6 separate regions of the Mus musculus genome follow, and regions 1, 2, 3, 4 and 5 are each linked to region 6. The links are chromatin loops, found by intact Hi-C in ENCODE. Cell type or tissue: heart. All regions are shown on one strand. Region 1 holds the start of Cds2 (CDP-diacylglycerol synthase (phosphatidate cytidylyltransferase) 2). Region 2 overlaps Fermt1 (fermitin family member 1). Region 3 overlaps Cds2 (CDP-diacylglycerol synthase (phosphatidate cytidylyltransferase) 2). Region 4 overlaps 1700026D11Rik (RIKEN cDNA 1700026D11 gene). Region 5 has its middle 53 kb from the start of Gm46766. Region 6 holds the start of Gm22245 (a small nuclear RNA gene).

The links. A loop is a pair of places that touch in the nucleus more often than their neighbours do. Peaks named below come from ENCODE experiments on the same cell type or tissue, not always from the same donor. Only the 100,000 strongest peaks of a DNase experiment are listed, where the experiment ranks them.
Region 1: it touches region 6 in a loop (2.2-fold over the local background); 2 of 42 quality-filtered maps call a loop at or near these places.
Region 2: a loop joins it to region 6, with 2.8 times the contacts of the local background. A loop is called at or near these places in 8 of 42 quality-filtered maps.
Region 3: a loop joins it to region 6, with 2.1 times the contacts of the local background. A loop is called at or near these places in 4 of 42 quality-filtered maps.
Region 4: a loop joins it to region 6, with 7 times the contacts of the local background. A loop is called at or near these places in 37 of 42 quality-filtered maps.
Region 5: it touches region 6 in a loop (2.9-fold over the local background); 16 of 42 quality-filtered maps call a loop at or near these places.

The regions. Positions count from the first base shown.
Region 1 is chr2:132,260,728-132,265,727 of GRCm38, reverse strand. Cds2 (CDP-diacylglycerol synthase (phosphatidate cytidylyltransferase) 2) reads right to left here and starts at 2,580. Exons shown (of 13, transcript NM_138651.7): 1 at 2,231-2,580. The coding sequence starts at 2,284. Gm46766 (a long non-coding RNA gene) reads right to left here and starts at 2,224. Exons shown (of 2, transcript XR_001783482.2): 1 at 1,988-2,224. In heart, CTCF peaks have their summits at 2,567 and 2,769; DNase peaks (open chromatin) are centred at 1,197, 1,827 and 2,597; H3K4me3 peaks cover 2,228 bases; H3K27ac peaks cover 1,865 bases.
Region 2 is chr2:132,901,476-132,906,475 of GRCm38, reverse strand. It overlaps Fermt1 (fermitin family member 1), which reads left to right. Exons shown (of 15, transcript NM_198029.2): 15 at 1-2,297. Among named protein-coding and RNA genes, the nearest start is that of Lrrn4, 23 kb to the right of the region's middle. In heart, a CTCF peak has its summit at 2,721; no DNase peak of the experiment used is centred here; H3K27me3 peaks cover 397 bases.
Region 3 is chr2:132,289,993-132,294,992 of GRCm38, reverse strand. Cds2 (CDP-diacylglycerol synthase (phosphatidate cytidylyltransferase) 2) reads right to left here. Exons shown (of 13, transcript NM_138651.7): 2 at 1,612-1,748; 3 at 513-609. Among named protein-coding and RNA genes, the nearest start is that of Gm46766, 29 kb to the right of the region's middle. In heart, no CTCF peak of the experiment used is centred here; DNase peaks (open chromatin) are centred at 2,712 and 3,612; H3K4me3 peaks cover 383 bases; H3K27ac peaks cover 3,646 bases.
Region 4 is chr2:132,516,424-132,521,423 of GRCm38, reverse strand. It overlaps 1700026D11Rik (RIKEN cDNA 1700026D11 gene), which reads right to left. Exons shown (of 4, transcript NR_028286.1): 3 at 1,018-1,144. Among named protein-coding and RNA genes, the nearest start is that of 1700026D11Rik, 28 kb to the right of the region's middle. In heart, a CTCF peak has its summit at 4,853 (motif pointing left); no DNase peak of the experiment used is centred here; H3K4me3 peaks cover 565 bases.
Region 5 is chr2:132,313,699-132,318,698 of GRCm38, reverse strand. No RefSeq gene overlaps it. Among named protein-coding and RNA genes, the nearest start is that of Gm46766, 53 kb to the right of the region's middle. In heart, CTCF peaks have their summits at 2,520 (motif pointing left) and 4,493 (motif pointing right); a DNase peak (open chromatin) is centred at 2,498.
Region 6 is chr2:132,713,387-132,718,386 of GRCm38, reverse strand. All of the region lies in intron 2 of Shld1 (shieldin complex subunit 1), which reads right to left. All of the region lies in intron 2 of Gm52525 (a long non-coding RNA gene), which reads left to right. Gm22245 (a small nuclear RNA gene) reads right to left here and starts at 1,283; the gene lies at 1,179-1,283. In heart, a CTCF peak has its summit at 2,001 (motif pointing right); DNase peaks (open chromatin) are centred at 2,066 and 2,856; H3K27ac peaks cover 1,416 bases.

The DNA.
Region 1 (5,000 bases), 450 kb after region 6:
CTATACAGAGAAACCCTGTCTCAAAATAACAACAACAAAAAAAAAAAAGAAAGAAAGAAAGAAAGAAAGAGAGAAAGAAAGAAAGAAAGAAAATTAAATTTTTTTCATTTATTAAAAAAATACTTATTTTTTAATATTTGTATTTATGCTATTAAAAATCCTATGCACGACAATTCAGAAACAGTAAGTAATCACTACTCGGCGTGGGCCGATTGCCTACAACAATCTTTTAAGCAGAATGCGTAACTGTTATGTTTTAGGGAGCATACGCCTAGCAGACCTCACAACCAACCACAAGGTTCTTTCACTGTACACGTGGTTTAAATGCACTTGTAATTACTAAGGCTGGACAGCTCCTCAACCTAAAATATGGAAGTGAATGTTAAGAGTCAACTGACACTTTACGTTTGGGGAATGGAGCCAAAGAGCTGGGTGGGGAGAGTAAAAGCTGCCTCGCCCCTACTAATATCACAGTTGTTTTGTCTTGTCTAATTGTTACAGTAAATACCTGTGTGAAGATGTATTCCAACAGCTATCAGACTTCGACTGGTTGGTTGGTTTTGTTTGAGACTGGGTTTCTCTACGTAGCCCTGGCTGTCCCGGAACTTGCTCTGTAGACCAGGCTGGGTTTAGAGGATTCAGAGATCCACCTGCCACTGCCTCTGCTGGGACCACAGGCATGACCCAGCTAGACCTTCTTTCTTTCTTCTCCCCCTTCTCACACCTTCAAGTCACCCTTAATTAGACAAGGTGGCATTCAAACCCACCAAAGAATATTCAGAACACAGTTTTCTTCAGGGCCAATCCACTATCCTCGGGGAAGATTAGCGATTTCTAAGTATTGTCTTTGCAAGGTACTCCTCAAATCTGGACCTCAGCCCTAGACCTTCTCCAAAGGAAGAGAGTTCTCCTCTGATGACCCACTGTCTACAACTGTAACAGAGTTGTTTAAACCCTTTATCTTTCATCTGAACTATTCTTCCTAGTAAAATTACTGTTGGCATACTGACCCTAAGGCTTACGCTTGTTTCCTTCCTGATGTTCTAACCAATTCAAACACAGTAAAAAGGTACAAGCTGGCTAGGGGGCTAGTGCCTTTATACAGCACAGGATAGGCAGAGGTGGAGGAGGTCCAAACTAGCTAGCAGGGCTTCCTAGAGAGATTCTATCTAAAACAAAAGTTCTGATGTCAAACGTGGGTGCTTAGGCTTGATGCTGTTTCCTTAAACAGCATTGGGGGGTGGGGTGCCTTTAGTCCCAGCACTCAGAAGGATCTCTGGGATGGAGGCCAGCCTGATCTACAGATCAAGTTCCAGGACAGCCAGGGCTACAAAGAGAAACCCAGTCTCGAACAAGCAAACAAAGATACTAAACTCTGTCAACTATTAATCAGGGGAAACGCGGCATATCCTCCTCCTTTATTGAAGACAGGCTAGAAACAGACCTTCAACGGAACCCTTATTTCCGTATCAGCACGCAGGCCTACGTACGAGAGCTTCTGCAGGTCACAAGCTGACAATCTCTGACTTAACCAGTCTCCATCATTCTGGTCCAGGCTACCTCAGCCGGTTCTACTCATCACTCACTGATCCGAACCACAAATACGGTCCGTCATTCAATGTCCACAGTAAAACAACCACCCTCCACCTTTCTCAACTTCACACAAACCTCGCACTTTCAACCAAAGGAGCGCCCCCACATTGGCTGTGTCCCTGCCAAAATGGCCTCCTCCTTACCTTCCTCCTTTACCCCATCAATGCCCACACTTGGCGCAGTAAACAAACCCACCATTGGGAGCACACACCTGCTCACTAACCCGCCCTCTCACGGAGTGGATCAAGACTCCTCTCTGATAGAACCAACAGATTTAATGTTTTAATCAAGTTCAAAAGAAGGTTTTAATCTCCCAGGAGACAAATGCTATGGCCTGAGTCCTCCCCCATTCCCCAATCAACAGCAATACTTGTAAAGCAAGCGGTGAGCCTACATCGCGCTCTCCGGGCCCCAAGCAAGGTCTGTGGGGTGTCCAGCGTCCACATCGGGAAGGCCTAGGGAAGGCGAAGACCCTCCAGAGCTCACGCGCTACTCCCCGCGCCCGCAGACCGCTGTCCCCACAAGCAAAAGACACCCGCCGACCCTCTGCGCAACCCAGGCCTGGTACCCAGGGCCGCGATAAAGGTCAGAGGGCGAGGCTGCCGGCGCGCCCCTCCGCACTTAACGATGCCTCTACCTTGTCCTCCGGAGGTGCGTCCTCGCGGACAACCCTCTGCCGTAGTTCGGTCATGCTGGGGACCCCGGCGCGACGTCACCCCGAGTGAGCAGCACGGTGGCCGCGGGGGTCGGCTCAGTGAGCACGGGCTCTCGGCGGGCCCGAGCACCTCGCAGCCCCACCGTGCCTCGCACAGCCCCTGCAGCAGCGCCACTAGCCCCGAGCCCGGCCCCGCCCAGCACCGCTGCCGCCGCCCTTGCCCGGAGAGCGGAGCCGCTGTTTCCCCAGCGGCCGCTCGCTCCTCCTCCCGGGAAGCTGCGAGCCAGCGCGCACGCGCACTGCCGCCATCTCCGCCTGGAACCCCAGACGCCAGGAGGCGGGGCAGCCTGGCGGGGGTGGGGGCGTGAGCGGAGTTCGAGACACTCATTGGACAAAACCTAGAGGGGGCGGGAGAAAAAGAGCAGAGTGAACCAATGGGGTCCTTGCGTCCTACCGCAAGTCCCCGCGCGCGAGTGCTGGGTCCAGAAGGTAACCTGTTACCGGGGGACAACAGCGCCTCGTAGCGGCCTAGACTTGCTGCTCTCAGCTTGGGAGTCCAAACGAAGAGACCAGGTGGACCTCTGAACATCATAGCAGGAGGTGAAACCTGTTTCAGCTCACTTTGCCTTGCCAAGCCATGGTCGCTGGTAACTTAGTGAGCACTGATTCTGTCTAAGCACCGAACTCAGAAATAGTCTCGTCCCAATCACACACCTTTTTTGTTCACAGCACTCCAGAGACAAAGGCAAGTGGATCTGATCTATGTAACCTGTTCCACTGCTACTGAGACCCTGTATCAAAAAACAAACAACCACAACAAAAAACACTTAGAAATGGATATGATATCTGCAAGTAACATCATCCAAGATATTGCTTGTCTTAAGTTTTTGTCTTGTTTTGTGCTGAAGGTAGAACTCAGGACCTATGGGCTAGCGAGATGGTTCAGTGGGTAAGAACACTGACTGCTCTTCCAAAGGTCCTGAGTTCAAATCCCAGCAACCACATGGTGACTCACAACCACCCGTAATGAGATCTTACGCCCTCTTCTGGTGTATCAGAAGTCAGCTACAGTGTACTCATGTATAAAAATAAATCGTTCAAAAAAAAAAAAAAACCCTCAGGTTTGGCTCTTGTTAACCACAACTTCTGTGAGTAAGTTAACACCCACATCTAATTCTTTGAAAACCTTTGGGCTGAAAGGAATGTTTCCTATGGAGCCCCTCCCTCTATTCCTGACCTAGTTTAAGCATTTAGCCAGCAGCTACAAGGGTACGAGTAAGAATTAGAACTCAGACGTTTGTTACCACGCTGTAACCAATGTTCACATATGCTGCCTGAATTCAGTATTATGGGTGCTGTTCCAGCATTGTTCTCATGCAAAACAGGGCTCCCAGTCCTTAGCCAGATTGCAATCTCAAAGAAGTCTTCCACACCAAGGGTCAGGTTCCTTTTAGAGATTTTGACCAGAGCTGTGAGTTTTCAGAAAATAGGAAGAGTTCTGAAAAAGACTTACATTCTCAAATTCTTGTTATGATGTTTCAAATTAACAGCAAAATACTTAGACAAACTTCAGCCCTCTGGTCTTTGCATTTTATTTGCTATTTAACAGCTTTGCACAAATGCTTGGGTGCTCTTGTTCCTCTACTGGTGTTTGCTGGTTTTGTTGGGTTTGGGTTTTTGCTTTGTTCTGTTAGAAATAAATACCTTTTGAAGCCAGACTTTGGCTACTTTGTGGGCTTTTTTCTTTCTTCTACCCTTCTCCACCCTCTTCTTCCACCCTTTCAACACCCTATCACTATGTAGGAAAGGAAAAGAAAAAGGATAGAGGTGAAGGGTGGTGATAATATCATGTGACTATTTTCTGATAATTAAGGGCGTCAAGTTCCTTGGAGCAAGTTTGAGACCAGAATACATGGCTAGAGAAATGGTTCAATGGTTAGGCGCACTTATTGCTCTTGCAGAGGAAGGAGGTTTGGTTCTCAGCACCCATACAGGACGAACTGCCCATAATTCTGGTTCCAAGGGACTCAAGTCCCTCCTCTGGCCTCTAGGATCGTCTGCAATTACATGGTACACGTGTACACGTAACTCATACAGTCACATGCATACAAAAAATAAAATAAAATATTATCTTTAAAAATAATACAGGACTGGAGAGATGGCTCAGTGACTAGGAGAGCTGGCTGTTCTTCCAGAGGACCTGAGCTAAATTCTCAGCCACACATGGGAGCCCGTAACTGTCTGAGACTACAGTCCTAGGGGATTCAACCTCCTCGTCTAGCCTCTGAGGGCACCAGCTACACACATAGTGCACAGATGCACATAGAGACAAAACACCCACACACAGAAATAAACCAAGACCTGGAAATCAATCGATATAAATCAGAGTCATGAAACTCGATGAGGTGTGTACTCAGTGAGATAATGCCTTCCGACTCGGCCTGAACAAGGTTCTCACTTAGCATCATCAAACCTAACTGAGCGCAAACCAAATGCATCCCTAAAATCAGTGTGGTAGGGAGCAGGACTCCATTAACCGGACATTCTAGAAACCATGCTAATAGCACTTCAACTTTAATGCCTCGCCTTCAATAGCAGAAAGAAAAGTAAAAAATGTTCCTGTCATCCTTCATGTGCTTCCTCTGTTCCTTGGGGTTGGTTCTCATTGGTTGGTTCTCATTGGTTGGTTCTCATTGGTTGGTTGGTTGGTTGGTTCTCATTGATTGGTTGGTTGGTTTGGGTTGTTTGTTTG
Region 2 (5,000 bases), 190 kb before region 6:
GGGCTCCTGCTTCTTTTCCTATAAAGTGGGTGGAGGGGAGAGAGGGCTGGTACCCTATGGATGCTCTAAGGCCCATCATGGCTCCCCAGCAACATGGCTTTGCAGGCACATGTAAGTGCTAGCCGGCAGCTGACCTGCTTGTATGCCTCACGGTAAGTCAGCAGTGAGCAGAGAGGGGTAATAGGGATGCATAGCAAGTACAAATCTCGCTCCACACACTCTGGTCCTTCCTTTACAAAACTGAGCGTAGCTTACATCTTGCCAAAGTGGCAGAGGGAGTCTTAACACCTTTTTTCTTTGGAGGTCAAAGAGATGAGTGGGAAGGAGCAGGTTACAGGGGTCTTCGGCATCATCGGTTTACTGTGACTGTCACATCTGTTAAGGTGACCACTCACCATCTGGTCTAACCGTTGTTCCTCACAGTATGGCTGACATGAGAAGCTCCACTCCTAGAGAATCCCACAGACACACTGAAGCCCTTCTTAAAGACACAGGTGCTGAAGGGATAAGTGGGAGCCCAGTCTCAGCCAAGATCCAAGACTCAGTCGATTTGGTCCTGGGCTGGGTCTCAAGAAAACAGGCCTGGTTCTCTGTTAACCAAAAGCAACTTCCACAGAGCTGGAAAGATATAGGTCAGCAGTTAAGAGGGCTTGCTGCTCTTACGGAGGACCTCAGCTGAGTTCCAAGTACCTAGCTTTAAGGGATCTGATGTCTTCTTCTGAACTCTGTGAGTACCTGCACACACACACACACACACACACACACACACACACACACACACACACACACACAAACCCTGGCAGGATTCCAAGTCCATTCAGGTCTCCGTTCCAGCCAACCAAGCCAAGTAAGAGAAGGCAGGCAAATCTGTTTCAGAGTCCACCATGTTGAAGTTCTATTTTTAAAGTCATGTCCGGTCTGGGTTATAAAAAAGTGTTCTTACCACTCAGCTGCATTCTGGATGTGGAGTCTGCCTCTATGATCCTTGCCATTTTTCCCTAAACACCTTCAGCTTTGTAAATCACAAGACAATAACAGACTCTTGGGAGCTGTTTTTTGCAGTATCATCCCTGTCCTGCTATAAGCATAAGCCCTTGGCAGCTGCCTGAATGTCATGTTCTGGTTTTTCAGTAGGAGGGAATGAGTGGGTTTTGAGTAAGTGGACTGCAGCCTCAGAGCTAAAGGGAGGTGTTTTCTATTGTCGATACACAGCCTTCTCCTTCCACACGAACTCAGACTGCACAGATAGAGCAAGAGCTTTCCTTGAACCTGGCATGTTTTAGGGTTTTGGATGGAGCCCAGAGACCTTCAAGCCTCAGCTGTTGCTTTGTTTCCCAACAAGGTCACCTGGGAAGGGAGAGTTCTGCAATTCTCAGAAGACTGTCCTGGCCTGAGACCACAGACATGAGCCAGAAGAACCTTCTGGAGGTTTCTTTTAGCCTTTCCAGATACCCACTGAATTCCTGGGGCTCAGTTTTGGTTGGCAATACTTTAAGCATTTGGAAGATCTGGTTCCCATCATCAAGAACTTAATGTGGGGTGTTTTTCCACAGTCAAGTATGTTAAGTGCTGCAGGAACCATGGTGCTGTCCTTTCCTCTGCTGTCCTGGGCTCTGCTGTTTAGGGCCTAGACAGGGTGCAGGATACTCCTGGGTGCACTACACTAGGCTGGGTGGAGTATACACACAGTGTGCATGCCTTTAATCCCAGAACTCAGGAGGCAGATGCAAGCAGACATCTGTGAGTCTGAGGCCAGCCAAGGCTCCATAATTTTTCAAATGAAAAATATTTGCATGCTATAGCCTGGACAGATCTTCCAAATCCTGGTCACAATGACCTCCTTGATTACATGTCACCTTGATTACATGTTGCCCATGAGAATTCAGCTTCCCTAGAATGCCAGACCAGGCCTTCAGGTCAGCCCCTCCTTTGCTTTGTATGGTTGGCTGAGATTTCTGTAAAACTCCTGGAGGAGTTGGCTCCCAACGTTATGCAGTTTTAGGTAGCATTTCTCCCGTGGTTACACAGCTACATCTCAAAGGAATAAATTGGTATAAGAGGAAAAGGCTAAATGCCATTGTTCTAAAGAAAAGTATGGTCCTTTTTTTTTAGGAAGAGGGGGTTAACATTTGGATACAAATGGTCAGGTGACTTGTCCTTGCTGAAATTGTAATTTGTTTGTCACACACATCCCATTCACTTTACTATCTGCCATAGATGCTGAAATCTGCACTGTATTATTTATATGAGTTTAAATTTGATTTTTATATGTGTTTGAATATAGTTCAGTTGTGGCCTATCCTGCCTGCTGTCTTGTTTAAAGGTGACCATTCTCTCTGCTATGTAGGGAGAGCCCACTCAGGCCTGCCATGTGTCTCTGCACACCAAGATTCCAGCTCCTTCTCCAGGCAACTAGAGTGTGCTTGGCCTTGAGTTCTAAGATGTCAACTAAGACCTTTTCTTAATCTTTGCTTTTAGCTCTTCTCTCATTGGTGGGTATCAGATACCCTGTCCTATCCTCACCATGGCCTGTCTTGCCCCTTTCTAGATCTTGAGAAACTACCAGAAAGCAAATAACCATATAACAAGAGAGAAAAGAAGAGTCAAGTTCCCAGCGTTTGATAGCTGAATGCTGAGGGCACCTCTTTATTTCAAGGATAATGATCCCTATGGTTTATAGAAATCTCTCAACATGCAATTCTCACATCAGCCCATAGGGGGCAAAAGAGCTCTTCTACTCATTCTACTGAAGAGCCAAAACTACCCTCAGCTTGTAGGACTGAAAAGCCCTGTGGAAAAGGATCCGAAGCCAAGTTTGTCAACCTTCTCCAGCCCTGCTCAGCCTTGAGGCACTAGCCACCTCCCACTCAGTGAGGTTCAGTGTCCCCAGGTTCAGTGTGACCCAATGGCTTACCATTCCCAGCCACCAAGTCAACATGCCCACATGGGAAACATGCCCGCTTGGGAAACTGGCTGCACCAGAGTTAGATGGGTAAGATAGAGGTAGACCAAAGAAGTCTGGGAGACCGAAGAATACCTCACTAGAAGGTTTTTGTTGCTGTTTTAAATTTGGGTTTTGAATCTAAACAGTGAGGAAACAAGGCGTCTTTCTGTCTGAAAGCTAGTCCTTTCGTCTGCAGACTTAGAAGCCAAGGTGCTATGCAGTAATTATTTCCTGAAGTAATTTAAAAATCATTTTAATTGATCTAAGGATGTATCTCGGTTGGGAGAGTATGTGCCCAGCATGCGTGAAGCACGATTTCAAAGCACATCCATATAATTGTGAACTTAAGTGTACATGGTAAATTCTCAGACTTCTTCGCATAGGAAAACTGTCCTGCTAAGTAAAGAATAGGATCCTGATAATTAAACCAGACCTGAGTCCAGAGTCACAAGGAACCCAATCTTTAATGCCACCAGATTAAAAGATATAGACTCCAGGAATGCTCCCAACATTTGTGATCACATGACATGAAAAAGCAGGCTCTAAGGGTGAGGCAGAGCCCTTTGTGGGGGAGCAGAAGACTTACGGGAAGGGAGGCCCCAAAGCCTATGTGGTATGATTCAAGCAATGCATCCTCCTGAAAGGCCTTGGGGACCCTCCATAGGGCCTGTAACAGGGAAGGCAAGGTGCTGGCAGTGGGGCAACTAGTTTGAAACCTAGCTGGATTGTCCACTGGCCTGTTAGGAGAGAGCAAGGACACTGTTCCTGGCAGCCTGGCATTGTAACTGTCAGATATTCTGGGAACTGGAGATGGCTAGAGTACTAACAGAAGGGGCTAGGTCCCTATGCTGTCACTCAAGTTTCTGCCTGTCCTCAAAGAACCAGGACTGAAAGCCAAGCTAACCTCTGAGAACCACTACTACTTTTTGTTTTTTAAAGTAAAACCAGTGTCTCTTTCCCCCAAAGATACAGACATCAAATGTGAATTTCCTCATTGCTGTTGAAGGCCAGGTGCCATATGTTAAACCCACATTGGTTTCAACCTGAGGCCTGGCTACTCCAAGTGTAGCTACTCCAGAGTCGGCAAGGCTCTGTAAGGCATATGGAAGGAGGCCTGTGCAAATGTCAATCCAACCTTGTAATCTTCAGCTCCTCTGACTATGCCATTTACATTTCATGCTAAAAAGACAGGCTGCTCCATTAGCACAGAGGCCCCAGGGCAAGAGAGATCCCAGGAGGTGAAACAGCTATGCAAAGTTAGGAGGCAGTGGGTGAAACCAGCTGCTACCTTCCCCAAAGGGCAGTTTCAACAATATAGCTCATAGGTTGTGGCAGAGAGAGATTGGTTTTGAGAGAGGCGTGGAATGATGCTGACTGTCACTTGTGCTCCGTGCCTCCCTCAAGCTCTCTCCTCAGTCAGGCATGGACTATAAGCTTCATGGCACAACGTTAGAAATGAAGTGCTGGGGAATGTTTACAGACTCTGTGGCGGGGGGGGGGGGGGGGGGGGGGAGGGGGGGGGTTGGGGGGGGGGATGCTGATTTGTCAAGTCCTAGGATGTAAAGACTCATGCATGCCACAGCTACTGTGACAGTAGTGGGCAGAGGCTTGGAAGGAACGAGATGTGGACATCAGGTGACCCCGCTGAGATAATCCAGCCCCAGCACACAGTGTAATTGTGCATGAAGTCACGAAGCTCATCAAGGTCATGAACGAAGGAAGCAAGGCTTTGAGTCCTGATCTTCTGAACTCAAGTACACTCTTCAGCACTGCCCTTGACTTTTCAGTGTGAATTCAGACTTCTATGCCAGGAATCCTGGATTGTAGTTATTATTCATGATAGCATCCTTTGTGAGGCAGGGAAGTGTAGAGAACAGTTTGGTTTCCCAAAACTCCACCTCCCTCTCTCCTTTCTCTGTTCTTTGTCTCTGTGTCTGTCTGTCCGTCTGCCTGTCTCTCTCCCCTCTCTGTATCCCTCTGTCTTTCTGTCTCTCTGTCTCTGTCTCTCTGTCTCTGTCTCTCTCTCTCTCTCTCTCTCTCTCTCTTACAGAGAAAT
Region 3 (5,000 bases), 420 kb after region 6:
GCCGGCCATGGGGAGCAAGCAGGCCAACAGTGATCCTCCGTGCTCTCTGCTTCAGCTCCTGCCTCCAATGTTCTGCCCCAAATCCTTCATGATGGAGGTGGTCAGCTCATGTAAACCAGATAAACCCTTTCTCTCCTCCCCAAGTTGTTTTTGGACATGGTGTTGATCACAGCAACCGAAAGCCAAACTAAAACAGGCGGGAGGACTGAAGTCCTTTGGCCTGCAACTGCTTAATGAAGTGTTCTAAGTCTGTGAGTCAAGCCCCAAGAACACAAGAAACAAAGCCAGAGTCTCACACGAACCAACAGCCGGGGTCACCACTCATGCCAGTGACCCTACAGCTGGCACATGGAAAAGTCACAGGTGCTCCGAGACAGAGGGTTCTGAGAAACCTGGAGCTCCAAAGAGTCCCAGAAGCAACTTTCCACCAGGCACTGTCAGCAGCAGACTGGAGATGACAATCCCAAGAAAAGCTGAATGCAACATTAACATGGCTTGTCAACGATACTTACAATCATCATCAAAACCATTGGTCCCAGGTAAATGATAATGAAGAAAAACGCGATCATGGCCAAAGTCAGGATGCCTCTCACCCACCAGTTCTTCCACCTACGTAGAGAGAAAGATCTGTCAGGCACAAGCCAAGGAGGTGGGACTAGAGGCCCCTAAGTGTAACCCTCTCCACAGCATCACCTCAGCAGAGGCACAGCTGGTGAGGGCAAGACCTCAGCACCACTGCCTGCTCACATCTGTCACTCAGCAGGTGCAGAAGCCACTAGCACACTCCTCAAAGCATGGCGGCAGTGCAGGGAGAGCCAGAGAGAAGGTAGTGTCCTTCCCTTCTGTGTCTGTGGCCACTTCTTTTTTTTTTTTTTTTTTTTTTTTTTTTGGTTTTCTGAGACAGGGTTTCTCTGTGAATCCCTGGCTGTCCTGGAACTCACTCTGTAGACCAGGACAGCCTCGAACTCAGAAATCTGCCTGCCTCTGCCTCCCAAGTGCTGGGATTAAAGGTGTGTGTCACCACTGCCCGGTACTGTGGCCACTTCTATCTGAAAAGAGGAAGCTAAAATCGGTTTCCCTGCAGCTGGCTTCTACAGAGCATGGTCCTGAAATCACAATGATAACAGCTGTCTTAGACCACAAATGCCGACTGCCACAAATATGCACCAGGCTTGTCTACAAGAATATGCGGCAACCCACCCCACCATCAACACAACAAACTGGATAGGTTTTAATTCAAATGCATTTTTAAATCAGCACGTAATATCTGTACATATTATGCTGAGAAATGAAAACAGACTCCACGGCAAGCTAGTGGTAAGGCTAAGGATTCACGATGCCCTACCCACGGGAGGGACACAAGGACACAGGGACACTTTCAGAGAATGCTTTGCAATCTCATGATTTATGCTTCTCAGGCATGCACACAGCTGTTGTTAAGAGGACTGGTTTTGGGGGCGGGGGTCAGGAGTCTTAGACTTCTTAGTTCTTCCTGGACTGAAGGAAATGTTCACAGTGGGTGTACATGGAGGAGAGAAAATAACCTTGAGCCGCAAACCCTAAAAGCCTGTCTTACCCAGCAATGGACACATGCACACTAAGCCAGGTTACCTTGAGGACAGGTTGGAAAGGGCCCTGTTAAGGACCTCTGGGGTGTCATCTACGGAGGTTGGTAGGGGAGCTGTTTCCGCTCGGCTCTCGCTGTCAGACGCTGTCTCTCCATCTAGCTTTGCTTCGGACTCTGATTCCTACACAACGCAAAAATAAAGAGCAAAGGTCAAAACTGCTGGGGAACTACTAAAAGTGAACAGTTGTCACAGGAGATCCCATTAAAAGAACTCAGTGCACTGGCATAGTGAGGTGACAAGATAGATGGGCCACAGTAATCCTGACAGTGTTCTGACATGAGTAGAGACAGGGATGCCATACCCAATCTGTCAACAGCCCCACACCGTGGACCCTGGAGGAGGTATAAGAAGACAGAAATGGCCTCCAAAGAATGCAAAGAGAGGAGGCTGTGACTGACTTCTGAGGGCCTGGCCCTGAGCCTGCCATCGTTTAAGTATCCCAGGCTCACCCCTATGTCAGCCTAAGCACGCAGAAATAGCTGTCCATTTCTGAAAACCCTGCTCCTCCTGCACCTGCACCTAACCAAGGGGAAGAACCACGGCCTCTATCACCACTGACCAAGATAGCTGAACACTTTGATATTCTCATTTTATGAAAGGACTCAGTAAGGGTCCCCCTCATCCTTAGGGGTTCCTTTGTGTGTTGTCTTGTTTTACAGTACTGGGAAATTAAGCCTAGGGCCTTGTTCATGTAAGACCAAAACATTATCTACCACTGATCTATATCCTCCGGTCCAGTGTAGGGATTCCCTGAGGAGAGAGAAGCAAATGGCGCCAGAGCTGTGTCCCACTCCACTGTCAGGCTTTAAACACTAACACCTCCATGACTGCTCCTCTCAGAGAAAGTGAAGTCCTGGCACCAACATCAACTTTCCATTCGTTAACATTTACACTCACACCTTACTGGCAACCTGTAGTAAGACTAGATAATAATGCCACGTGGTGGCTATTGTAGCTCTGATCCCTAAACCTCAGGGCTTCAAACTGTAAGCACCTGCCCTGCCCGACCTGCAATCCACCCACAGACACACTCTAGGAGCATCCAGAAGCCACAGAAACTGAGCCAAGCATCAGAGAAGGCCCAGCACAGGGTTATTTTTAACTTATCTATCCCGTTGTCAAGGAGACTCACTGAGACTGCTGGGTTCCTAGGCAGGAAAGGACAAAAACAAAGGCTAGTGATGGGGGGTGGGGAGAGAAGGGTGAGGGTTGGTTTACGGAGAGGATGCTAAGAATCTCTGGCCATATAAGGTGGCATGTATCTACAATCCTGTGATTTCAGCTCCCAAAAGGATGAGGCAGGAGACTGCATTGAGTCTGAGGCTTGCATGGGTCTACAGCAAATTTCCAAATCAGTCAAGGGTATACAGTAGAAATGTCTAAAAAATAAAATAAGAAGTCAGGAGGTCATAGTGGCACACACCTTTAGTCTCAGCACTCAGAAGCTAGAGACAGGCGAATCTCTCAGTTTATTGAGTTCCAGAAAAGCCAAGACTAGATAGAGAAACCCTGATTTAGAAAACCAAAAAATAGTCTCCAGTAAGTAAATAAATAAAATAGTCTTTTATGGACCCCAAGCCTGACATACATCTTCCCTGACCTGATTCTACTTCCTCTTAAAAGAAGAGGAAAGAGAGGTATCCTGAGGCTCAAGTCAGGAAAAGGATACAGAACTCACAAAGCACTATGGCTGCTGCCACTACCTCAGGATGACTGGGATAAGGGACCAAGACACGGAGTAAGTCTAGAAGAAGCAGGCCTCAAGGAAGGGAACTCCCCAGGTTTTACCAGCCTCCAATGAGCAAGCTCAGGAAGTCTCTGAAATAAACACCTTGGAGCCCTTCTTAGGAGTACCGCTAGGCAAGAGGCCAATGCCCATTCAGGCTCCTACCCACAGCTGGGAATGCTGAAGCTGGCCACCTCCGCTACTCACCCTTACAGCCAGGCAGAGGTCAGGACCAAGCACACCAAGAACCTAGAGCCTGCAGTTTTTCTGGCCTCTCCTTAACCCACAGGCACCTCCTTCCACTCAGGATAGCTGTCAAAGGGAAGCACCCCACAGCAGCTTCCATGCTGGGCTGAAGACAGACCTGAGCCCAAATTCTGGCCCGTAATAAAAGCAGCACATACTGGGCAGAGAGCTCAGAATGAGGGACTGGAGGGCTTGCTCTGCGGTGAAGAGGGCCTGCTCCCTCCCCTTCCAGAAGATCTGAGTTCAGTGTACAGCATTCACATCTTTCTGTTACCCCAGCTCAAGAGCTCGCCTGGCCACACCAGGGACCAACACACATGCAGCACCCACACACATTGTAAGTGTTTGCTTGCTTGCTTGCTTGCTTGCTTTGAAGTCAGCAGTGGAGCCGAGAGGACGGCTCAGTGGGAAGACAGCTGCTGTCAGGCCTGATGGCCTGACTTCATTCTCTAGTATACAGAGAACGAGAGCCAACTTGCAAAAGGTTGTCCTCTGGCTTCCACACACATGCCTCCATCCCACAATAAGTAACTAAATACACATTTAAAAAAAATAACAGCCGGGCAGTGGTGGCCCATACCTTTAATCCCAGCACTTGGGAGGCAGAGGCAGGCGGATCTCTGAGTTCGAGGCCAGCCTGGTCTACAAAGTGAGTTCCAGGACAGCCAGGGCTACACAGAGAAACCCTGCCTCCCCGCCCCCCAAAAAAAACCCTGAAAACAAAACAAAACAAAAACAATTCAGAAGTACAGGAAAACTGTCTGCAGCAGGTGGCAGCTCTAGTCTGGGAAGGAAGGCTGGGTCATGTTCACCACACTTAGCACAGGTCTCCTTCTCTGGTCCTCCATTAGGAAAAAGACTCCCTTATCTCACACAGTTAGAGGAAACCAGGGTAGCTATCCCATCAGCCGCTCCTGCTCCCACCTCTCAGGAACAAACAAAACACACAGGTCAGAAGCAAAACAAAACCTTCAACAGCCGGCCAAAGTGAGCACCATTCCCAAGGGGTGGGGGGAGAGAGGGAGAACTCTGGGCTAGGCACTTTACAAATTACTTGAATGCAGAATTTGCCTGGGTGACCTCATTTCACACAAGCAACCCAACCAAAATTGAAGACCCCTTAAGGCACTTGTGATGTCTAACAAACGCAGGCTACCTGTTAAAGCAGTCACCTGCCATTCATGGTGATGTTGCAGGTTAACCTTGGCAGTGTGTACATTGCCCCTTTTTGCTTTTATTGTACAGTCAGTACTATAAAATTTGTTTTGAGTTTTATAACTTTGTAGCATTTTAGATAAGGTTGTGTTTGTACTTGTGTAGAGTGAAAGGACTGTTGAATAAAACCTAGGATTAGAATGCAAAAAAAAAAAAAAAAAAAAAAGAATGCATGTGTGTGCTCA
Region 4 (5,000 bases), 200 kb after region 6:
TAAGTGAGAGAACACATGTGATACCAAAGGGATGGAGATGAATATGGGACCGGTAGTGAAAAGGTTTTCATGGAAATGGAGATGGGATGGTAAGGAAGGGGTAGGGGTTAGCCAAAACCACACTTGTATGTACCATATGGAAAGAAACCTACTGCATTGTCATCTTAAAGGTTAAATGGGAGATGCCCTGCATGGTGGATAGGGCTCCCTGGGAAGCTATCAGTTATTAAACAAAAATTCCCATTCCTGGAACGGGATACCTCCGTAAAAGCTGTTAGTCAGAGAGGCCCCAGAGGTTACAGAAACCACACAGGCGGTTGCCTTTGCTCTTGGTCCTTCAGCAGAACTATATGGCAAGGCCCTACCACCGAAGACCCCACACTTCAGTTGTGGGCCTGGAGAAATAAAGCTGGGACAGATCTGGAATATTCTTTCCCGTGGGTTACTTTTCATAGTGCTGGAAGGTGCTATGCAGGCTGATGAGAGAGAAAACACAACGGTTTTAGCCAGATGGGAACTCTGTGCTACAAAAATGACCTTCCAGGCAGGTGTGCCTACTGGGCAGCACTGGTACGACTGCTGGGTAGGGAGGAGGAGGGCAGGAGGGAAACAACTGTTTTCTGATTAGATTTTAGGTCTTTATCCTAGGAGGGAACTCATGCCTAGTACCGTAAATGTGGCAGAGAGCTCATGGGTTGGGTGACAACAGGCCCTGGGGCAGCCAACTGCTTTTGCTAAATGCACAAGCTGCTTTCTAAATAGGTTTTATGTCACTGTCAGTCTTGGTCAGAGAAGGGTCTTTTTTCTTTCATTACCGGTTAAAGTGGTGGTGGTGCAAGTTAACAGAGAACGTAGATCGGTACTGCGACCCTGACTTGGTTGGGGTCACGCACCTTTCCCCCCTTGAACTTGGAAGCAGAGTTTCTTTACCATCACGTCACGTACTGTGCACACACTGTTTTCTGTTTTGTTTTAGACAGGGTCTCACTATGTAGCCTTGGCTGGCCTAGTACTCACTATGTAGACCAGACGGCCCTCCTCGAAATAATAGATATTCTCCTGCCTCTGCAGGCATTAAAGGTGTGTCCTGCTAGGCATAGTCCATGTTGCTCGTCTTTGTCAACTTCACACAAACTAGAGACACCTGAAAAGAAACAACAGTTAGAAGTTGCCTCCGTCAGACTAGCCCACGGGCATACCTGGTGGGACATTTTCTTGGTGACTGGTATAGGAGGGCTCAGCCCAATTTAGGAATGTGGTCCTGGCTTGCATAAGAGAGGTGAGAAAGCTATAGGGATTGTGTTGGTTTGGATCAGAACGGCCCCCATTAAGGCTCATATATTCGAATAACTTAGTCTTAGGGGAGTAGTAATACTTGAGAAGGCCAAGGAAGTGTGGCCTTGTTGGAGGAAGTGTGTCACAGGGGGGGTGGGGGGGAGCCAGACCTAGTGGCTCAACTGTTACCTGTTGTAACTGGCTGCCTGCAGATCCAGCTGTAGAACTCTCAGCTACTTCTCTAGCGTTATTTCTGCCTCTATCGTGCCAGCGTGCCAGAGTGCCACCCTGCTCCCTGTCATGATGATTATGGACTAAACCTCTGAAACTGGAAGCCAGCACCAGAGAAATGCTTTCTTTTGTAAGAGTTGCCGTGATAATGGTGTCTCTCCACAGCAATAGAACACTGAGGAAGACAGGGGAGCAACCTGGAAGCAGCTCTCCTCCACAGCTTCTCCCTGCAGGTCCTGCCTTGACTTCTCTTGGTGAGGAACCTGGGTGTAGTTAGATGAGATACCACCCCGCCCCCCGCCCCTATTTTTCTTCACATTGCTTCTGGTTTTAGTGTTTACAAGGGCAACAGAAAATAAACTAGTGCCCACATTCCTCTTCAGACAACGCATCTGGTTCTTCTAGGAACCCCTTGGCTTCCTCTCAGCCCCGAGCGACACAGATTCTCATTTTTGAACAGTGGTGCGAGCTTCCCCACCCCAGTTACAATCAGATTCATAGTTTCCATTCAAGCATATTCCCAATGCACCGGCCATGAAGAACAGGAAGGCCGATCTGGCCTGAGCTAGTTTTAGGTATATGAGCATTGAGGTAAAGCTGTATCTTCAGGAAACCTTACTCCTATACAGAATCGGATGCGCATTTGATTAAGACCAGGTGCATCATGGGGAGAGACATACAGCCAACTTTGAGAACTACCATAACTGCACCCCTTAGTCACCAGCTGCTCCTTCTCTTGAACCCCATAAAAGCAACTTCCAGCAACAATTGTGGCCCTTGAGTATCCTCACTCGTGCGGTCGTTGTCGAGTTTGCCAGGGAACCCTTCTGTATCTTCGTGATCACTGCTTCAAATGAGTCTTCTTGCTTCTGTGCAGATCTGTGGGTTTGCAGTTCTCTGGGTAAGACGCCAAGACCCTGGAAACACCCGATAACACTGAGGATAAGTGACCGTCGAGGGCTGCGCTTAAATGGGGGCATCCATATCACCTGCATCCAAGGCTCAGGGGGACACTGTGAAGGGAAGGTCGAGATGACTTCAGAGCCGGAGGATGGGGAGGCTGCCACAAAACGGTGTCTCCTAGTCAAGACATGGCTGCACACACCTGTGAAGTCACCGAAGCTGTTATCGTTTGTCCAAGACAGGGCTCATCAACACTTCATCCCTGACGAGAGAGGGACTCACGAGGCCCGGCCCACTCCCAAGGCATTGTTAGCAGAAATGGGTTGCAGGGGAGACGTGTGTCTCCTCCGTGCTGCAGCCTCTGATAAGCACGTCATCTCTGTTCCAGTAAACAATCCCACCCCGCCCCCATGCTCATGCAAGAAACCAGAATTAAACTTAGTGGGTCATGGGGGTGGGGGTGGGGGAACACCACACTCTGCCTTTTGTGCCTGTGAGTTTAGAGCTTTTGAGCTTATGACCTTCCCAGCAAGAATCAATAAAGTAGGGGATGCCCAGGCAGGGCAGACTCTGGAAGGACAGGATGGGAGGGAAGGTTGCAGTCTCTGTTCTCCTTTCTGGCTCAGTGTTGGGTCGTGGTTCACCTCCTCTCTGGCATTGAAAGCAGCTCCCATCCTGACATCTTCTAATATAACCCCAGGCGGAACAGAATGAGCAAACAGGCAGGCCTGAGGAGCATGGGGTAAGAGGGAGGGTGACTGCAGGGTGGGGGCTAGGAGAGAGCACGCTGCTGCTTCTGGAGCAATGGTCCCCGACCTGTGAGCTGCAACCCCCTTGGGAGTGGTGGGGAAACCCCCTTTCACAGATATCCTGCATATCAGATATGTACATTATGATTCATAATAGTTGCAACGAAAATAATTTAATATTTGGGGGTCACCACAGCATGAACTGTGTCAAAGGGTCATAGCATTAGGAAGGTTGAAGGCCGTTGCTGTAGAGGTCTGGCTGAGGCTCCTGCGTCATTGGGGGCTGTGTGACAGACCACAGCAGACCTGGCTGCCCAGGGCGTGGTAATGCAGGAGGGCTGGGGGTGGGGGTGGGGGTCGGTAGACCCGGATCCGCCTTCTACCAGTCTGCAGACAGAAGCCAATTCTTAGTGAGGAGGACAGAACAATAACTGAGGCCACAGGCCCAGGACTCCCTGGGGACATCCAAGGCTCCCGTGCTGGCTGTTAGAGGAGCTGGGTGCCAACCCATGGCATTTTGGATTTCCATGTAGTTGGGTCTACAATTGACATGAAAACCCATTTCTCATTAGAGCCCCCTCCCTGCCTGCTCAAGCCCATCTTTTGCTCTCTTCTATTCTGTGTGGAGGAGCTCTCTCTGAGTGCCTGCCTGCATGTATGCATACAAACCACACTCATGCCTGGTGCCCTCAGAGGCCAGAAGGCCACATTGGAACTGGAGTTACGGATGGTTGTTAGCCAGCCTGTGAGTGGTGGGATTGAACCTGGGTCTGGAAGAGCAGCTAGGTCCTTAATCATGGATCCCTCTCTCCAACCGTTGTCGTTTTGAAATTGCTTTGTGGAGAGCCCTTTGGGGTGCTGGCATTGGCCAAGGACAAGGAAATGCTCTGGCAGGAATCTGACACTGGCCATGACAAGGACGTAAGCTCAGGCAGGAATCTGACTGGGCTGTAATAGAGAAGTAGGCTTCAGGCAAGATTTGGGGCTTGGACAACGAAGTGGGCTCAAGTATTTTGGTTGTTCTGACAAGCCCTTTTAAACAACTGTCACAGGACTATTCATGGGACTTCACTTACTGCCTTGCTAGTTCCTTATTGTACTGCTCGCCCTGAATACTTGCAGGTAATTTAAATGGTACAAAAAAGCGGATTGGGAAAGTTAAATTTGCCTTTTAATTGTCTTGGAATTGTCTACTTTTTTCTTTTCAATCCTCACTCCTGAGCTGGAGAACCTGTTGACTGACTGAGCGGGCTTGGTCATTGCTTCTTGCTAGGTTGCTCTGGCTGGCCTGGAACTCACAGAGAGCCCCTCTCTCTGCCTCCCAAATAATGAGACTACAGCCATGTGCCACCATGGCCAGATTTCGTGGGGTTTTGTTGTCGTTGTTGTTGTGGTGGTGGTGGTGGTGGTGGTTTTCCAGGCTGCCTCCTTATGTAGTTGAGCTGGCCAGGACCTTGCTACAGTTCTCTGGTCATATCCTCTAAATGCTGAGATTACAGATATGTGCAGCCATGCCTGGTTTTGAATTTTTTATGAATTGCTGGTCATAATTGTCATTGATTCCATTTTAAGGGATATTCTCAATAGGTAGCTAAATAATCGTACTAGTTGCAAAAACATATTTCCAGTGAAGAGGTGTTATTCCATTTTAGAAGAGCGGGGAGCGATAAAATTTTAGTCGTGAGCGCCACCTAGTGGACACCATGTGCACCAGGTCACTGCAGCACTGTAATCTGTTTACCAGTGTACCTCAGCTTTTGCACGGATTTCCAGCAAGACTTCTGTTTACCGCTGTGAACAGACACCATGACGAAGGCAACTCTCATAAGGACAAAATTTAAT
Region 5 (5,000 bases), 400 kb after region 6:
AGCCATTCTGACTGGTGTGAGGTGGAATCTCAGGGTTGTTTTGATTTGCATTTCCCTGATGACTAAGGATGTTGAACATTTTTTCAGGTGCTTCTCTGCCATTCGGTATTCCTCAGGTGAGAAACCTTTTTCAGTTCTGAGCCCCATTTTTAATGGGGTTATTTGATTTTATGGAGTCTACCTTCTTGAGTTCTTTATATATATTGGATATTAGTCCCCTGTCCGATTTGGGATAGGTAAAGATCCTTTCCCAATCTGTTGGTGGTCTTTTTATCTTATTGACGGTGTCTTTTGCCTTGCAGAAGCTTTGCAATTTTATGAGGTCCCATTTATCGATTCTCGATCTTACAGCACAAGCCATTGCTGTTCTATTCAGGAATTTTTCCCCTGTACCCATATCTTCGAGGCTTTTCCCTACTTTCTCCTCTATAAATTTCAGTTTCTCTGGTTTTATGTGGAGTTCCTTAATCCACTTAGATTTGACCTTAGTACAAGGAGATAGGAATGGATCAATTCGCAATCTTCTACATGATAACAGCCAGTTGTGCCAGCACCATTTGTTGAAAATGCTGTCTTTTTTCCACTGGATGGTTTTAGCTCCCTTGTCAAAGATCAAGTGACCATAGGTGTGTGGGTTCATCTCTGGGTCTTCAATTCTGTTCCATTGGTCTACTTGTCTGTCGCTATACCAGTACCATGCAGTTTTTATCACAATTGCTCTGTAGTACAGTTTTAGGTCGGGCATGGTGATTCCACCAGAGGTTCTTTTATCCTTGAGAAGAGTTTTTGCTATCCTAGGTTTTTTGTTATTCCAGATGAATCTGCCGATTGCCCTTTCTAATTCGTTGAAGAATTGAGTTGGAATTTTGATGGGGATTGCATTGAATCTGTAGATTGCTTTTGGCAAGATAGCCATTTTTACTATATTGATCCTGCCGATCCATGAGCATGGAGATCTTTCCATCTTCTGAGATCTTCTTTAATTTCTTTCTTCAGAGACATGAAGTTCTTGTCATACAGATCTTTCACTTCCTTAGTTAGACAAAAGCAAACATTTAACTGGGGCTGGCTTACAGTCTCAGAAGTTTAGTTCACTATCATCATGGTAGGAAGCATGGCAGCATGCAGGCAAACTTGGTGCTGGAGGAGCTGAGAGTTCTACATCTTCATCAGAAGGCAGTAGAAGAGACTGTCTTCCTCAGGCAGCCAGGGGAGACTCTGTTGTGCACTGGGTGTAGCTTGAACTTATTTATGAGACCTCAAAGACTGTCTATACTGTGACACACTTCCACCAGCAAGGCCACACCCACTCCAACAAGGCCACACCTTTTTTTTTTTTTTTTTTTTTTTTTTGAGACAGATTTCTCTGTATAAACCCTGGCTGTCCTGGAACTCACTCTGTAGACCAGGCTGGTCTTGAACTCAGAAATCTGCCTGCCTTTGCCTCCTAAGTGCTAGGATTAAAGTCGTGTGCCACCACTGCCTGGCTAAGGCCATACCTCTCTTTTTTTTAATTTTTATTTTATATATATATATATATATATATATATATATATATGACGAATAAACTGTAGCCATCTTTAGACACACCAGAAGAGGGCATCAGATCCCTTTACAGATGGTTGTGAGCCACCATGTAGTTGCTGGGAATTGAATTCAGGACCTCTGGAAGAACAGTCAGTGCTCTTAACCGCTGAGCCATCTCTCCAGCCCAAGGCCATACCTCTTAATAGTGCCAATCTCTTGGCCAAATATTGAAACACATGAATCTATGGATCCAAACCTCTTCAAACCACCACAATGAGGAACTGTATTACAGGGTCACAGCAGTAGGGAGGTTGAGAGCCTCTGCATTATACCATGAGGAAATATAACTAATGCAGGTAGACACTGCATTACTCATTTTACACTGAAGAAGGGGTAGCACAGACAGGGCTAGTAACCTGCCCAGTGCCACACAGCCAGTCAGCAATCCCCCAACTGAAACAGAAAGGACAAGCCATTCCACCTCTACAGGTGTGCAAGGAGATCTGTGAGGGAGGCCCAGCACTGGCTGGGAATCGGAACAAGGCCATGAGATGTTCAGGTGGCATCCTAATGCGCCCTAGGCTGCCTGAGCTAAGTCAGCTCTGGTAGTTATAGCCTGCCCTCCTCTCTGTTCCCGAGACAAAACATTCCTTCTGGGTGCAAACAGTTGCAATACAGCACCAATTTCCCTGGAATACTGAGGCCAGTTCTTTCTTTTGCATAGAAAGGCATTCACTCCTCAGACCACGCTGATCCCATGACAAACAGAAGCTTCTGGCCAGTGACTATCGGCTGCTAGCAACTGGAGCAGGGCTTTGCATATTTTCTCAGCTACCTCTGCTTCATGCAGAGGAGGCTAAGTGGTTGAGCAGTCTCATCAACGCAGAAGAAAACAGTGAGGTTGGGCCTGGATCTTACTCAACTGTGTCCTGAGCTGGAGCGCTTGAGCCTGACTCCTGGTTCACTGCTGCCCTCTCCTGGGCTTTTGGCAGCACTGCCTGACTGCAAAGAGTACTGCAGTTTTGATTTGGTTGGCTGGTTTGGAGTTTATTGTTATTACTGTTATGGTTTTTTTTAGATACTCACATCATTTCCCCTTCCCTTTTCTCACTCCAAACCCTCCCGTATACCACCTCTTGCTCTCTTTCAAATGTGTGGTCTTTTTTTTTTTTTCATTAATTGCTGTAACACTCATGCATGCATATAGGAACTGAGTTTTACTCAGGCCTCTCAAACTGCAGAGACCAGGGACAGCATTTCCATCAAATGGAAGATGGGGCAGGCAGAGGCAGAAGGGAGGCATTTCTTGTTCTCCAATCTACTACAGGGCCTCTCAAAATTGCACATATTATAAAATTGTACATGTGTATAAAAATCGTATAGGAAATGAGAATGTAGCTCAGAGATAGACGACCTGGCATGTACCCCCAGGCCATTCTCCTTTACAAATAGTCAGGATTAAAGGTGGCCACTTCTCAAGAATTCTTCTGTGTATCGAGGACTCCATACAAAACAAAACACTTCTTTTATTGCTATAAACACTCATCTATCCACTAACCAAATTCAATCGTGTAACCCGACTTCTCACCCCAGCAGGTCCCTCTGGTTCTCTCTACTTGGCTTTCTGGGTGTCTTCTTACTTTGGAGAATCAGATACCTTTTTAGGTAAGAACGTAGGCAGGCAGGCAGGCAGATGGATAATGTATGATAGGTAAGAGGGTACACAGATGATAGGTAGGTTAAGTAGGCACGTACATAGATAAATAATAATTAGATAGATAGGTCGGACAATAGATAGATAAATAGATGATAGGTAGGTGGATAGGTAGATGATAGGTAAGTAGGTAGATAAATAACTGATATGTAGTTGGGTGGATACATACATGCTTACATACATACATACATACATACATACATACTAGATGACGGACAGTGTGGTGATCTGAATGAGAACCACCCACCATGGACTCGGATGTTTGAACACTCGGTCCCCGGTTAGTACGGTTTAGGTGTGGCCCTAGTGGAGGAAGTCTGTCACTACGGTGGGCTAAAAGGTTTCAAAGCCACACACCATTACCAATTCCCTGTCTCTGCCTTGTGCTTGTGAGCCATTAGCTTCTGCTCCAGCCACCATGGCTGCCGCCTGCTGCCGCCCCTCCATCCTGGACTCTTTCTTACCCCTCTGCAACTGTAAGCCCAAATGAATTCTTCATCTACAAGTTGCTGTTCTCATGGTGTCTTATCATAACAAACAGAAAAGTGACTGATACAGATAAATCAGATGGGCAGGTAGCTAGATAGACAGACAGCTTGTGCTGAGTACAGGTGACCATTTGACAGGCAGCACACAGACATGCTGAAGTCCCTCCCTTTGTCACACTGTGAAAGGTCTGCACCTGTGGGGTGAGTGATTCCTTGACAGCCATTCATGGTTTTTTTTTCCCCCTCTTTCTACTTAAATAATTGGGCAAGATTTAATATTTAAACAAAACCTTTAGTGTCGATGACATAAAAAGACCCAACCTCAAACCCTTGACATTACTTGTAAACAAGCTAATAATAGATCTTTAAATGGAAAAATAAACACCTTCTGTGGAAGCGTCTAAGTGCTGGATATACGCCATCTGAAGACACTCTGCCTTAAGCTTAGTAGGACCAATTTGTATAGTCTGTGACTTTAAAGAAATCTGTATGATTAAAAAAAGTTTTAGAACAACACAAAATTATGAATGAACTAAAGATGGTGGCAGTGTTAGGAAGGAAAGGGAGAGGACAGCTTTCCAGAAAAAAGGCGTCCACGTCCAAATGACCTCTCCAGGAACTGTGGGGCGGCCTCTGAGAGGAGAGCCCCCAATCAAGGCTCCGATGCAGCCTGGTAATGAAGCAGAAAAAGTACAAAAGAAACATTCTTTTTCTTTTTTAAGATTTATTTATTATTATATCCAAGTATATTGTTGCTGTCCTCAGACGCACCAGAAGAGGGCATCAGATCTCATTACGGATGGTTGTGAGCCACCGTGTGGTTGCTGGGAATTGAACTCAGGACCTTTGGAAGAGCAGTCAGTGCTCTCACCTGCTGAGCCATCTCGCCAGCCTGAAACATTTCTATAGGAAACTGGATGTTTAACATTCCATGACCTTTAGAGACAGGGTGTCCCACTCAGCCAGGAACCACCTCAGACTCATCATCCTCTGCTCCTCACCCCCCCCCCCAGGTGTCTTGACTACCAGCAAGCACCACACTTAACCTTAATGCTTTTTCAGACACCATCTGCTTTCCTGTGCTTGTGCCAAGAGAACCCCTCTCTGCCCTATGCCATCCCCTCTGTTCTATGACCCCCCTCTGTCCTATGGCCCCCTCTCTGTCCTATGCCCCCTGTCCTATGGCCCCCTCTATCCTATGCCTCCCCTCCCATCTTATGCTCCTGTCCTATGGACCCCTCTCTGTCCTATGCCCCCTGTCCTATGGCCCC
Region 6 (5,000 bases):
CCATGGTGACCTGCTTTCAGAGAATCTAACCAAGCCCATGGGTCCAAGAAACCATGACAGAAACCTCACAGATCAGGAGCCACGATAAACCCTTCCTCATTTACGGTTTTTTTTTTTAATGAATATTTTTTCACAGTAACGAGAAAGCTAACCAACATAATAACACAGTGGTCAATAGAAATAAGTCTTCACGTGTCCAAGTCCAGAGGTTGTACCACACCTGGTGAACACACCTGTGACCTACGCACTTTTCTGACAGCAATCAGCGTGTCTCTGTGGTGGAGAGAACTGTGCATGTGTGAGATAGGATGTAGATGGGAAATCTCTGTGCTTCCAATTGCGTTATGAACTTAAAAATGCTTTTAAAAGGATGTGCTTTTATTCTTACATTTTATATTCATCGAATATGGAGAATAGACTAGTTACAGTCTTATGAAAGCTGTTAGGCTGCTAGAAAAGTTCATTCCTGGTCCCTTTATTTAAAACAGGCCTTTCCGTGATGGGAATGTCCTTCATGAGTCACCTAATATGGTGGTCACTCTTAGATCTGTGAAATGTGGTCCCCGTGACTTAGGGCCATGGATTTTAGAGTTAGCTGGCCTTATATAACTGGTGGTACCATATTGGATAGACTGCTCCAGAACCTCCTGGTTCTCCAGCTCCGAATGGAAACTGGATGACCCAAATTCTATTTCTGAGACCTGGCATACAGCACATCGTCTACATTTCCAATCTCTCATATCGGGAAAGAGGCACCATTTGGTACTGCAGCATCTTCTCTCCCAAATAAGCAAGTCTCCCTCCTGTGAACCCAGGGGAAGTGCTCCTACTTGCATATGACTAGAAATCTCCCCGTGCACATTGAAGTGGGATAAGATAAAATAATTATGCTTGTGGCTATTTAGGTATGTATGCATTTTAGAGGAAATTTCTTTAAATGCCGCCCAAATAACTCTACTGTTTAGTGGCACCACGGTAAACACGCTCCTGACATGGAGACACACAGAGGTCGTGGCAGGCAGTGGTAATGCTGCGCTTGGCAAAGGGCCCCGTGCTGACAATGTCTGTACTACAGAGTGAGTATTCTCTTACCAGTTGAGATATTTTTGAAACAGAAAATTTCAAAAGGTACAAAAATTAATACAGCATTAAAGTGAAGCAAAAACTTTCATATTATTTAAAGTATGGACTGTTCCATCACTGTGCACGCCATCCTTGCACAGGGGCCATCCTAATCTTCTCTGTGTCACTCCAATTTTAGTATAGGTGATGCCAAAGCACACACTAACTTAGCTAGTGAGCCAGCTAAGTGGGGTGGGAAACCTGCAGCCAGCCTGATGACCTGGCATCAAAACCCACACAGTGAAAGGTTAGACGAGACTTTCCTAAGCTGTCTTTGGAACACACACACACATTATGTATGGTAAGTTCAAAAAATTAGATTGCAGGTTTTTGTTAAGAAATATGAAAACACACAAATGTGAAAACTCGGGGCTGGGGAGATGCTGAGCAGTTAGGAGCACAGACTGCTCTCCCAGAGGTCCCATGCTCACAAAACCCACACTGGGTGGCTTATAACCTCAGCCGTGGGGAATCCAATGCCTCTTCTGGCCACTGTGGGTATAGAGGTACATGCAGGAAAACCTCCATATATAAAAAAGTAAACATTAAAAAGAAGGAGGATTCAAGGCCAGACAGGGATAGCTAAGACTCAAAAGCAAAACAAAAAACAATCACAACCCCTGAGTCAACCGATAGGGGCTGAGGAGGGAACTGAGGTGCGATGTTGGTGACAAGGAGGCAGAGAAGAGGATTATGTGACAAGAGCAGAGAACACTCACTGTGAGGGCTGGAGGCAGATGGGCCAGGTGGCAGGGGAGCAGAAAGCTGATTCTTTTTTCTCAGTAAATTGAGGAGGAATCAGAATACTAGGAAGCAGATAACACGACCTCCTAAACAACAGCCAGCCTCAGATTTGGACAGGAGGGGGCGCCAAAGCCCAGAGGGCAGCCAGGCCCACAGCCTGAGACCTGGTCAGGTCATAGCAACTTAGCAGCCTTGTGAGAGAACGAGTGGCCACATCTACAGAGATCAGTAGCAGTGGGGTCAGGCACCTCCACTTGCATGCCTCTGGCTTGGCAGGCTGCGGGACTCTGAGGATGGGAATTGCAGCTTCCCCATAGCAACGGATGATCCCATGTCTGTTGTTGCTGTCCCTGCCCTGGGAATTTCTCTTCCTTGGTGCACTGTCAGTGTTGGTCTCTATGGCTTACACAATATGGCAGAAGTGATGCCCCGGTGCACATGCTCATATTCTCTCTCTGTCCCTCTCCCTCTCTGTTTTATTTTGAGAACACTCTGATGCCCAAGAAAGGGGTTTCTGGAGAAGAACCAGAGATTTGAGCCTCTCAGAAGTAGGTTCTCCACCTCTGCCTAGGCTTCAACTTCCCCGCTGAGGCAGAAGCACCTGGCTAAGCTAAGCTAAGCCCTCCTGGGTTTCTTTCCTCCAAAACTGGGTGACGATCAACACGTGTCACTGTCGTCAGTTTGGTTTGGGGTAATTTCTTATTACTCCCCGTGGGTAGCCAAACTCCCTAGTCCTCCACGCTGAGTTCACTACAAAAATCTTCACCAAACCGTACCTTACAGGCTCGATGACAATGTCAATCACAGATGTCCATACAGCTTTTAAAGCCTCATAATTAGTATGTGTACAATGGGTAGATAGACCCACAATCAATTTCCTCAGCGGATGGAACTCAGACGGTGAAAGGTTTTTCAAAAGACTATAAATAGCCATGACATCATCCGGCAACTCAGCAGCACACCAGGCTGGCTTCTCCCTCGCTAGGCTCTTTGTCCAAATTACTCCTGGAGATGAAAGGAAGACCAGGCTAAAGCTGGCTGGAGTGGAGCTTCTGCTGTGAGAAGGTGGAGCCTGCAGGCTAAGCCATCAGACCAAAGGTGACAGAAGTAAGCTTGTGCTAAGCTTGTAGAACCAGCAGGCCACTATCACATAAAATTCTCCACGCTTTATTTTATAAACTTGCTTATGTTTTTTTTCTTTTATTTTGCTTTTAAAATTCTTTTCAAGTAAAAACAGCTTCTATTATGAATATTTTATTATGTTTTATTATTCATCTCCCAAATGGGAAAGGCTGCCTTTACCTTAGACTTCATCCCCAGGAGACAGCACAGGGCCTGGCATAAGCGCTCACTAAGGTCAGCTAAATGAAGACACTGAGTTTGTCCAGTGGGCCAGTCAAAAAACACCCGTTGAATGACTTTGCATCGCAAAAGCTGCCAAGTCTATAAAACTTAACATGATCTATACTTACATGTGCTTACATGGACTCACCCCAACATCTATGGTTTGTGGCTTTCTGGTGTTTTTTATTAAATTTGAGTTTAAAAAATTATTATTATTATTTTTTAAGATAGGGTTTCTCTATGTAGACCCAGCTGGCCTTGAATTTATACAGAGATTCGCCTGCCTCTGCCTCCTGAGTACTGGGATTAAAGGCGTATGCCACCAAGCCCAGCCTAAATTCTGACTTTTAAAAGTCACAGCACCTGTGCAAACACTTTACAAAGAGAGCATTCAGCTACACAAAACCTCACAAGCCCTCATCTCACATTCGCTACTTTTCTGTCACTTTAAACCACAGGGGTTTAAACAGCGCTATAGTTCCTGAGGCACCCGAGGTCAAGAAGGGGTCACTGGATGCTTACCATACTCCGTGAGGTCAAAGTGATGACCAAGATAGACACTGGTTAAGCAAAACTGGGTTTGCAAAGAATCACCTTCAATATCGTCAACTTCTATAATCAGAATAAGTTTGCTTTAAAATTGGTGTGTATAGACTTTAAAACTGGAAGAAAATAATAGAGTCCCTGTCAGGAAGGGGTGCAGCTTTAGGAAAGAACGCATGGATGACCGATCAAGTCAGGAACGGTGAGCGCAGAAACTGGTGCGCAGTACGCAGGCGCACAGCTGTGTTCTGTGGCTGGTTCAGAGGACGCTCTGTTGCTCTGTCGCGCTCTGTCTGGGTCTCCGCACAGAAAGCTTTGCCTCTGAACCCTCTGTTCCCTGATCTGTAAGATACTGTCATGAGGGTCCTCCTTTGGAAGAGGAGGAAGATTACATGAGACAATACATTGTCCTTAGGCTACAAGAGCAATTTTGAGGTCAGGCTTGGCTACGTGACACCTTCTCTCTCTCTCTTTTATTTTTCAGAAGAAATGTTCTTCTCATTTATTTCCATGTGAGGATTAAGCATGGAGCATTACCTTCTGGTATAAGAATTGATCTATTTCCCTATTTGGAAGCCCCCCCACCCCGACCCCTTACTCTATTCATTCATATTCTCTCTCTCTCTCTCTCTCTCTCTCTCTCTCTCTCTCTCTCTCTCTCTCTCTCTCCCTCTCTCTCTCTCTCTCTCTCTCTCTCTCTCATTAGATATTTTGTTAATTTACATTTCAAATGTTATCCCCTTTCCTGGTTTCCCCTCTGAAAACTCCCTATCCCCTCCTCCCCTCCCCCTGCTCCCCAATCCACCCACTCTCTCTTCCTGGCCCTGGCATTCCCCTATACTGGGGCATAGAACCTTCACAGGACCAAGGGCCTCTCCTCCCATTGATGACCCATTAGGCCATTCTCTGCTACATATGCAGCTAGAGCCACGAGTCCCACCATGTGTTTTCATTGGTTGATGGATAGGGAGCTCTGGGGATACTGGTTAGTTCCTATTGTTGTTCCTCCTAGGGATACACATTCCCGGGGCTGGAGGGTGGCTCAGCGGTGATGAGCACTTGCTGTTCCAGCTGAGGACCAGCGTTCAGTTTCCAGCACCCACAGCACAACCATCTCTAACTCCAGTCCCAGGAGATCAGTGGCCACGTGCACTTACTTTCTCCTTTTACACAGAAAACTGGCATCTTAGTCTCAGAACTCACTTGATAAGCAAAAGAATTGGTCCCCTCCCATCTCTAATGCTGTT